4 separate regions of the Mus musculus genome follow, and regions 2, 3 and 4 are each linked to region 1. The links are chromatin loops, found by intact Hi-C in ENCODE. Cell type or tissue: heart. All regions are shown on one strand.

Evidence for each region. Peaks named below come from ENCODE experiments on the same cell type or tissue, not always from the same donor. Only the 100,000 strongest peaks of a DNase experiment are listed, where the experiment ranks them.
Region 2: a loop joins it to region 1, with 2.5 times the contacts of the local background. A loop is called at or near these places in 13 of 42 quality-filtered maps.
Region 3: a loop joins it to region 1, with 3 times the contacts of the local background. A loop is called at or near these places in 2 of 42 quality-filtered maps.
Region 4: a loop joins it to region 1, with 2.2 times the contacts of the local background. A loop is called at or near these places in 3 of 42 quality-filtered maps.

Annotation. Positions count from the first base shown.
Region 1 is chr17:12,317,379-12,319,878 of GRCm38, forward strand. Map3k4 (mitogen-activated protein kinase kinase kinase 4) reads right to left here and starts at 1,282. Exons shown (of 27, transcript NM_011948.2): 1 at 1,120-1,282. The coding sequence starts at 1,250. It overlaps 4732491K20Rik (RIKEN cDNA 4732491K20 gene), which reads left to right and starts at 1,475. Exons shown (of 2, transcript NR_045290.1): 1 at 1,475-1,794. In heart, no CTCF peak of the experiment used is centred here; a DNase peak (open chromatin) is centred at 1,443; H3K4me3 peaks cover 2,477 bases; H3K27ac peaks cover 2,163 bases.
Region 2 is chr17:12,265,071-12,267,570 of GRCm38, forward strand. The region is part of intron 3 of Map3k4 (mitogen-activated protein kinase kinase kinase 4); the gene reads right to left. It overlaps Gm46605 (a long non-coding RNA gene), which reads left to right. Exons shown (of 3, transcript XR_001782245.2): 2 at 1,588-1,748. Among named protein-coding and RNA genes, the nearest start is that of Gm46605, 1.6 kb to the left of the region's middle. In heart, a CTCF peak has its summit at 1,197; DNase peaks (open chromatin) are centred at 991 and 1,301; H3K27ac peaks cover 1,393 bases.
Region 3 is chr17:12,035,149-12,037,648 of GRCm38, forward strand. All of the region lies in intron 10 of Prkn (parkin RBR E3 ubiquitin protein ligase), which reads left to right. Among named protein-coding and RNA genes, the nearest start is that of Gm46604, 5.0 kb to the left of the region's middle. In heart, a CTCF peak has its summit at 1,250 (motif pointing right); no DNase peak of the experiment used is centred here; H3K27me3 peaks cover 782 bases.
Region 4 is chr17:12,995,207-12,997,706 of GRCm38, forward strand. No RefSeq gene overlaps it. Among named protein-coding and RNA genes, the nearest start is that of Wtap, 4.2 kb to the left of the region's middle. In heart, a CTCF peak has its summit at 1,377 (motif pointing left); no DNase peak of the experiment used is centred here.

The DNA.
Region 1 (2,500 bases):
GTAAGGACTCACATTTATTATTTCTAAAATAACGATTAAAGGAGTAAAAATTGCTCAACAGCTCAATACATTAAGAAAATTATGAACTTTCTGAAAAAAGACTTCTAATAGCACCCTGTACTATTCCTTAAAGAAAATGCCCCAAAAGATGTCACAGAACTATCTTGAAATTAAGAAACACAATGCAGTAGCTCTCACGGCTTTGAAAAAGTAAAATTCCTCTCAGGCAACCCAGTGGTGACAAGCAAGGATGTGAATGGCTCCCGTGTTCGGGTCTCGCTACAACTATAAATTTGCTATTTCTTCAAGCAGGAAAAAGCAAAGCTATTTAACTGCCTTCTTCCTGAGGTTATAGAGCGAGACCTTAAGCCAGGAGGAGTTGTGGGAGTGTTTTCACTATAGGGGACAGGAAGCAGTCAAAGTTTATCCTGAGATGCAAAGGACTGGCATTTAAACACAAAATCAGGACACCGTGAGTTTACCCTCCCAATTAAAACTTGAGACTCTTCGTAGCAGTTAAAAGAGCTTCTACGGAGCAGAATGCAACAGATACTCTGGGTACCAAAGTTCCATCTTGGAGCTTCCTGCGGTAGCAAAGTTTCACACATAAACCCTTAGCTATTTTCGTGCGCAACACTGCATCAGGCTGTTGCTAGAAGACAGTAAAAGGATCTCTGACAAGGAACCTTGTCTGCAGTTACGTGAAGCTTCGCCCTGGGGACAGAAGGCTGGGAGGCGCGCTGCAAAGGGCTGAAGGAGCAAGGAACTGCCGAGAGGCACGTCGCCTCTCTTTTCCTGGAAAAAGGAGAAAGATGGACCACCTTCCTTCCATCCGATCACTGATCCGAGCCCGAGCGGCAGTCCGGGGCAAGCTGGGGCTGTCTGCAGCAGGGCCCCGGGGAGCACTACTGCAAAGGCCAGGGTCGCTCGGGAGCTTGGCCTCCGAGCCCGGGCAGGGGTCGCGCGGAAGCGGAGCACCGGGCTCCGCGCTGCACCGCGCCCCTCCCGCCACCGGAGGTCCGGATGCTCCGCGCCCACCTGGCGCGCAGCCGAGGACCCCACGCCCCCTTCACGCGCCACCCTGCTCCCTCCGAGCTGCAGCTGCAGCCGTGCACTCACCTCGCCGCTGGGCAGCACTCCGGATCCGGCTCGGGCTGTGGCGGCGGTGCTGGCCGCAGCTCCTCCATGGCGGCTGCAGGGGTGTCGGCGAGGGCAGGAGGGGGCACCGGCTCGGCGATGGCGTCTCTCATCCGTGCACCAAGCTTCGCATGACCGCGGCGGGTCGTCAGCTGCAGCCTGGTGCGGGAAGACCAGGAGCCGCGGGGTGAGGGAGTGACTCGACTCCGCCTCCGCCTCTAGCCCGCCGCAGGAGCCGTGCGCGCAGCGGCCATCTTGGGAACGGCGGCCGGCCGAACGCTGGGCTACGGCGGGCAGCGAGGGACACGCCTCGGCGGGCGGCTGAGTCCGCCTGGGCGGGGCGAGGCGGGAGGGAGGAGCGCACTGGCCAGTGGTAAATCAGGTGTCGCTGGGTGACCGCGGGTGGCCTCGGGAGGTCCTGAGGCTAAGGGCACAGGAGACATTTGGAGAGGTAGGGTTGTCTGGGCGAGCAGGAATGCTTCATAAACTGGAGCTCAAGGTCTCTGCGCCACTGGATTCTGCCTTTCGGAATAAGGATGATGTCACCCAGACGCCCACAGCTCTGACATGGAAGTGTGGGCCTTCTGCAGACTCAGACCATCAGAGTGACACACCAATCAGGCAGCAGAGGACGCCGTCCTCACCCAGGATCCCAAGGTTAGAAAGTGCTTTTTCAGAAACTTGCACAGTTGCTACACTAAAGAAGAAAGAAAGGGATAAAGAAGTTGTAAAGATTTGAAGTTATTAAAAGAATTGAAATAGCAGAGCATCTTTCAGTCATTCTTAGCTTGCGCAGCTTTACAGCCTTTGAGTTGCAATCATGCCTTCTGAAATCCAGATTCAGTTCAGAAATCGTATTCAGAATCAAATATGTTTGTTTCCACTTAGTTTGATTTTTTTTAAAAAAATGATTCTTTAGCTTTGCTATGTAGAGATATAAATTTTGAACAAATTTTTTTAACTGACTGAAAGAAAAAATTTCAAGGTAAGATTTAAGAGCTAAGCAAGATAAAGATACTCTGAAATCAGCTGTGTTACAGAAATGTCTCTGTAATTAAAGAGCATACTCTTGCTGTTGTTACAGTAGACTACATTATCTATAATGTCTGCCAGTGCTGGATTTCTGAGTTGACATCCCTTTCATTAATTCAACAACATGCAGTCAGTCAACAACTATTCAGTGCACATATTGCATTAGGACTTCGGGAGACACTAAGGAAGCAGCCGTGAGAAGTTGCCTAATGGAGGGAGAGAGAACAAAGCAAAACGAAGCATTCAAAGGAAATGAACTCAGTCTATCCTAATAATTTTAAAGACCCATTCATTTTCACTGAGAGCTCTGCAGAGTGTTTCCCATCTCTCT
Region 2 (2,500 bases), 52 kb before region 1:
GCTCCTGCCCTCCGGAGTGTCCTCATCTCTCCTCACTGCTCCTACACAGAGTCCTCTGGCCCTTGCGCATCTCCATGTGCTGACCCTGGCACAGGCTGCTTGCTCCTCTAGGAGTTTTCCTAATACGGCCTAATTTCCAAGACACCTGTGATACCTTTCTAAGGATCTCCTTCACCCTACAGCATGCCACGCACACTATCCCTCAAGTTCATTTTGTCAGCATAGAAATATCATAGCTCAATGACTGGGCAGTGTGTGTGTTTGTGGAGGGGATCAATGCTCAAAAGTCAGAAAGTCTGGCTCTGGGTTACTTAATTAGCTATGTGGTTCTGAAAGCTTGTCTTAACCCAAGCTGGACCCTTCTAGTTGACACTCGGTGCTGCACTAGTCCCTGTGAAGACCATGCCCTCTTACTTAGCCCCAAAGCCCAATATCCGCACAGACACTGACCACACCAGCCATGAAGATCCGGTAAGACTTTACGCTGCACTGTGACCATCCTGCTGTTCCTCACAGGCCAACCCCTGACAAATGACACTGTCTTCAGGTGGAGGCCGGAATGCCCACCTCTAGGGGTTTTCTGTGGCTGCCTCGGGGAGCATGTTTCTCACAATGCATGCTTGGTTACTCGGTCGCATCCACCACTGCACACTGAGCTCCCTGGTAAACCACCAGGTCTGAGAAGAAGACCCTTTACCTCCAGTTAATTAGGATCGGCCAATACTCCGGTCAGCATGTGCATTACAGCGATGCTAAACCAACCTTGACCAGTAAGTTAATGGTGAACACCTTGATTCTCCAGCTCCCCCAATAGCACCAGCAAACAACTGACTCCCTGAACTCCTGTTATCAATAAGTCTCTGGTTCTCAGATCTGCTACTGTGCTGCTAGAGGACGCCATCACAGACTGAAATCCCTATGGCGCCTAGCAGACAGCAGACACTAGGCGGATGGGAGGGGCCGGGCGGATGGGAGGGGCCGAGCGAACAGCTCTTATGCTATTGGTCAGCTTCAGCTACAGACAGCAGTTCCTGGGTGGGAATGAGGCCTGGTGTTCAAAGAGAAACCTCCAAGGCAGAGTTTCAGAGGAACTCCTCCCATTTAAAATATTAACCCCTAAGTTAAAAGGCAGTACTATGCATGCATACGTATAGGTATGTTATCATTAAAAGCATGGGAGACAAAATGTTAACTCTAGGAGGCAGCAGAGCACAGCCAAGACAGACATAGCTTAGCCAGACTTCATGTCCTGGTGCTGGTACATGCAGTCCATGCGCCCCTGACCTAATTACTTGGCTCTCCTCCTCCTTAGGCACGGGCCACTGTTCAGCCAGTGGCTGCTGTGGCCTGTCCCCAACAGTGGGGCTGCTCTGCTGTCACCACGGGATCCAAGCGCTCCCTGCGACTTCCAACTCCCATCTTACTGTCAGGTCTGATTCAGCTGGCTCACAGCTGTCAAAGCCATGTGGCATAGCTTCCCCCACATAAATCTGTTTTAAAACAGAAACCCTCTAGGCAAATGAGCAAGCGTGTGCTTCTGAGGCTGTCATTAAACCAGAGCTCTTGTAACTTTACTTATGAAATCAGACAGGCAATGACTGGAACAAACGACTTGGCCCCGGCAGCTTCATGGTAGCAGGAAGATTACCACGCCCTCCTCGGAGCCTGGGGTGGCTGGCGAATACCTGCACTGTGCGAGCCATTGGTCCTGCATTCCACACAAGGTTTGCTCTCCGGGATGGGCAGAGGTATGTGTATTTTTAAAGCTCTTCGGATAATGCTGATGTGTAGCCTGGCCTAGAAACCACTGGTCTATTTTTAAGTCTGGTAGCTCAGACTCCCCCAACAATCCACAACACAGTGACTCGGAGGTTACTCCTCTCTAAGCCAGTTTCCTCAGGGGTAAACTGGAGCAGTGAGCCTGTCTAGCACCTGGTGAGTCTAAGTGGCAGCTTAGTCTCCAATGCCGTGTCCACAATAAACAGCCTCTTCAGGGTTTCCTGTGTCACAGGAAAGACTGGCAGAGTGTTTAACCTTCAAAGACAAACAGTACTTTATTGGCCATTAAACATAATTACGTAATTTCTAATGCAAGAAATTAATTAAGACAGTAACCAAGCACTTTCTTGGTATTTGTGATAATATGGCAAAGGCAGTCGAGCAGTGTTAGTATCTTATATACTACACTAAAATACATGCAACCTCACTGAGGAGCCCTGGGAAAGTGGGGGGGGTGGGGGGGGGGCTAAAAGACAGGCAAAGAGGTGGTGCCACACCAGCACCACAGCAAGGGTACTGCTCCTGTTAAAGGGCGATGGACAGGTAATTAGAGACCCTGTGCACACAAAAGACACCCGCAGGCTAGCCCATAAGCAGTAACACAGCGGCAGCCATGCTCAGTCCCTGGTGGGCAGGCCAGAGGCACTGAGCTCACAGGCAGCATCTACAGAAGGGCAGGCACTGGAGACTGAGCACTGGCACGTTCAGCTGGCCTAGCCTG
Region 3 (2,500 bases), 280 kb before region 1:
TCAGCACAGACTCTTTCATTCCGATCTTAACTGCTAATATTGAGAGCACACGTCGCACTGTAAATATATCTATGCCTACATGTCTTTTAGATAGATATGTATCTTTATACACATATGCTAGCCACAGAATGGATACAAAAGGTTTCAAAGGCCCCAGCAGAAATTTGCTTTCTGAAGTATAAACTGATTCTGTATTGATAAACACTCTGTGGAAGAAGCTGCCGCTGTAGAATCAACCACTGCGGAGCCAGGGTTGAAATCAGAGCTGTGAAGATGAGTTCAGCTGCAGAAGAGAAGAGGAGGTGGCTGGACAGAGGTCCTAAGGGGGGAAGAGCATTGGGCAGGTGGCAGCTGAGTGGGTGGTGGGGATGGAGCTGAAGTGCAGGGATGATGGGAATCCTCCGTTTGCTGGTCCACACTGGGTGTCGGGTGACAGGTCAGTACGGGGCCTCTGTCACAGAAGCCCCAGTGTCCATGGGTTCCAGGTGAAGGAAAACCCTTCCCCTGGCCTGAAGTGTCCAGTGAGTTCTTGGGTCTGGTTTCCTTGATCCATTTGTAATAGACCCATGTGCGTCTGCAGTCTGAACACACCCTCATAAATATATAGCCTACAACACTCTCTACTACCTGGAATAAGTCAGTATTGCTGCGTAGGTGACACCAGACAGATATCGTTCTCTACGAGTCCACCCAGGAGTGCAATTATACTCTCCACTCAAAATGGTGTCAAAAGCTGCTTGTAAAATGTCTCTCAGGGCAAGGCACTCTCTTAAAAATCCAGTCTTTCTGAGGTCGAGGCCAGCCTGGTCTACAAAGTCTAGGATATCCAAGGCTATACAGAGAAACCCTGTCTGGAAAAAACAGAAAATAAATAAATAAATAAATAAATAAATAAATATTTAAAAGATCCAGTGTTTCAAACCATATGTAGTGGCTTACATCAGGACACAGCCTGATTTTAATAATACTACACACATAAATAATTGATATCACACACATAATACACATAACATACCTCACACCACCCACACAGCCTACTTACTCTATACACATAGTACAAACACCACATACACGCATAGTATATGTACTCTACATATACATTATACTTACTCACCACACACAGACACAGACATACACACACAGAGACACACAGACACACACACACACAAAATGATTCCCACAGAAGAAAATTGTGCCCTGGCCTTCCTCTTCAGAGTGGCTGCAGAGTGCCCCTCTGGCCACCAGAGGGCGCTAAATCCTTAAGGGAAATGCTTATTTCCAACAAACCAGAAATCAAATTCCCTAGTTTGATGTTTAGACCAGGCATACGTTTGAAAGCTAAAAACTGGATTTTGGTTATCATTATCCCTTCATTCCTAGGCTGCTTAAAACCAGGTGTGTGGGGGCAACAACTACATGGGTGTGTTCCTGACCATTGGCTGCGTCGTTAACGGGTCAGCTACCTCCAAGTGTAAAGCGGCTCACCAAGCCATCTCAGGCTGTTGTGGAGCGTTCTATACCAGGAACATAATCAAGAATGAATGTGTCTTTCCACAAGGTGTCATGGATTTAACAACAGCATTTTGTCCCCTGATGATATACCATAAGCTCATTTGTTCTTTTAATTGTTTTATTGTTGCTGGTTTGGTTGGTTATTTTTCAAGACATGGTTTCTCTGGGTAGTCCTGGCTATCCTGGAACTCACTCTGTAGACAAGGCTGACCTCAAAGGAACTCAGAGACCCTCCTGCCTCTGCCTCCCCAGTGCTGGGACTAAGGGCATGCACCACCTGGCTTTTGTTTTGTTTTGTTTTATGACAGGGTCTCACTGTGTAGCTCTGGTTATCTTGAACTTGCTGTGTAGACTAACTCACAGAGATCCCCCTGCCTCTACCTCCTGAGTGCTGTTATTAAAGGTGTGTAGCACCATGCCTGTCTTAGGATGTTTTATTGCAATCTTAATTCCTAACAGGAACTTGCATCACCCAGCATGCAGGAAATCTACCTATCTCTGAGTATGTGGATGCACAGCATGGCTTACAGAATGAGTAGGAGTTAAAGAGGCTGCCTGGGAGCTCTGGTTACTGAAGTGGGGTGGTGAGCGTGCTGTATTGGTAAGATAACAACCGCAAGCCTACCGCAGAAGCTGAGTACAAAGATGAAGTCAGCTGCAGGGATGGAAGGAAAGGACTGGGTGTGGTCCACACGGGCAAGCAGGACAGGCAGAGCACAGGTAAGTAGGCTGTGTCAACAGTGGGGCACCAAGGTGAAATGAAGCCCCAAGGATAGTCCAGAGTTCTCTGTCCCACGGTCCTTAATGAATACTCTGGGTATTAGAGGCGTCTTAGTTAGGGATTTACTGCTGTGAACAGACACTAAGACCAAGGCAACTCTTATAAGGACAACATTTAATTGGGGCTGGCTTACAGGTTCAGAGGTCCAGCCCATTATCATCAAGACAGGAGTGTGGCAGTGTCCAGGCAGGCATGGTGCAGGAGGAG
Region 4 (2,500 bases), 680 kb after region 1:
AGAATTCTCAGCTCTTCCTGCACCATGCCTGCCTGGTTGTTGCCATGTTCCTGCCTTGATGAAAATGGACTGAACCTCTGAACCTGTAAGTCAGCCCCAATTAAATGATGTCCTTATAAGAGTTGCCTTGGGTTGCAGACCCCTTCAGCTCCTTGGGTACTTTCTCTAGCTCCTCCCCTGGGGGCCCCGTGTACCATTGTATGGATGACTGTGAGCATCCACTTCTGTATTTGCTAGGCACTGGCATAGCCTCATATGAGACAGCTGTAACAGGGTCCCTTCAGCAAAATCTTGCTGGCATAAGCAATAGTGCTGGGTTGGTGGTTGATTATGAGATGGATCCCCGGTGGAGTAGTCTCTAGGTGGAACAACAATATGAACTAACCAGTACCCCCAGAGCTTGTGTCTCTAGCTGCATATGTAGCAGAAGATGGCCTAGTCGGCCATCATTGGGAAGAGAGGCCCCTAGGACTTGCAAACTTTATATGCCCCAGTACAGGGGAACGGCAGGGCCAAGAAGTGGGAGTGGGTGGGTAGGGGAGCAGGGCAGGGGGAGGGTATAGGGAACTTTTGGGATAGTATTTTGAATGTAAATAAAGAAAATATCTAATAAAAAAAAGAGTTGCCTTGGTCATGGTGTCTGTTCACAACAGTAAAACCCTAACTAAGACATGTAGAATGCTGCCAATCTCTAAGTATATCTATCTCTGGGGAAGGGCTGGGGAAAAGCTAACCATAATTCAAGGCCCTTCCTCAGGGGAATATAACTGTACCTTCATTCTGGGTGTTCTGGGTCTGCAAACTGGCTCAAGTCTGGAAATTGGTTCATTGGTCAAGATTTCCTTTTGCCTCAATCCAATGGAGCCTTCGTTTGAGAATTTTCCTAGGTATACAAATCAAAACAGAAACACAGTAGGCTTCTTATCTATTTCATGATTGGAAATACCATGATTGATTAGCCAGCACCAAAGGTCTATATGAGTCATGCCACAATAAACTTCACTTTGTCTGTGATGGCCTATATGGGTCAGGCTATTATGTTCTGCCTATGCTGCCAGGTATGATAGCCAAAGGCTATTGACGAGCTTTTCCTTAACTAATCAATGAGTGTGGGGGTGATTTCTCTCTGATAAGGCATATTCTTTCTGTAACATTTCTACTCTACCTGCTCTATCCTGCCAAACAGCAGAGAAAAATCAGCAAGTTGCCCAACAACAGCAGTGAGCTGAGATGTGGTTATCTATTGAGACACCAGGACAGGACTACTCCATAGCCCAAGCACATGGAATTGTGGTCATCTGGCATACCTTTTTCAACAGAAACTATGCTGAAAGCTCTGTATAGTACTGTTTTCTGGGAAGAAGCACCACCTGGTGGCCACACGGATGCAAACTATCGGTCCTTGTAGTAATAGATGTGAGAGCCGTGATTGTTGTGTATTTTCTAATGGAGTTGGGGGACATTGCATGTCATTAACAGGGGAGCTTTTAGAAGGGCCTGCTGGTTTCAAATATGGGATGAACCTTCTTTTCAACCTTCCTTGATTTGGTTCTGGTTTCTTGGGTTCCTTGCAGGGGTGGGAAGAATTGGTCAGGTACCAGTCAAAGGAAATGGCAGGAGGCTGAGTCTTCAGTGAAGCTAAGAAGCAAATGTAATCTAGGCCTAAGGTCAGAAGAAAAGAGGAGTAGCAAGCCTCGGGTTAAAAAAATTAATGAGGAATTGAATGTAAGAAATACAATGAGAAGGTCAGGTGACGAAAGGCACACATGGAGAAGGTGTGTAGAGGCAGTCGGAGCAACATTTCTAAACAGACTGTATAAAGGCAGGTTTGACAGCTGTGCATAGAAGGTGCCCCTTTGTAAGCTCTTCACTCTGGAAGCCAAGGAAGGAGGATCCATATGTGTATGTGTATGAGGCTTGGTTGGGAGATGGCTCAGTGGGTAAAGTGGCTGCTGGAAGTGTAAGGATCCAAGTTCGGATCCCCAGTATCCACATAAAAGCCGGGGATGGTAGTGCCTGGCTGTAACTCTGTTGCTGTTGGGGTAGTGGTAGAGACAGATGGGGACCTAGGAAATTGATGAACTCTAGCCTCATTGGGAGAATGATTTTTTTTAAAGATTTATTTATTATTTATATTATAGCTGTCTTCAGACACACAATAGAGGGTGTCAGATGTCATTACAGATGGTTGTAAGCCACCATGTGGTTGCTGGGATTTGAACTCAGGATCTTCATAAGAACAGTCAGTGCTTTTAACCCCTGAGCCATCTCTCCAGCCCCTCGGAGAGTGATTTAGGAAGATATCAGACATTGATCTCTGGCCTTCCATGAGCACAGCACCTACATACACATAAGCATCCATCCATAAGACCATGTACATACATCACTTACACACAAAAAGGGGGTGAGCCCAGGATTTGGGTGTGAGATGCATTTCCCATGCCTGTCAGAGAGCAGAACAGAGGAGCGATCAGCATCCCTGCTGTGTGTCTTATCCACC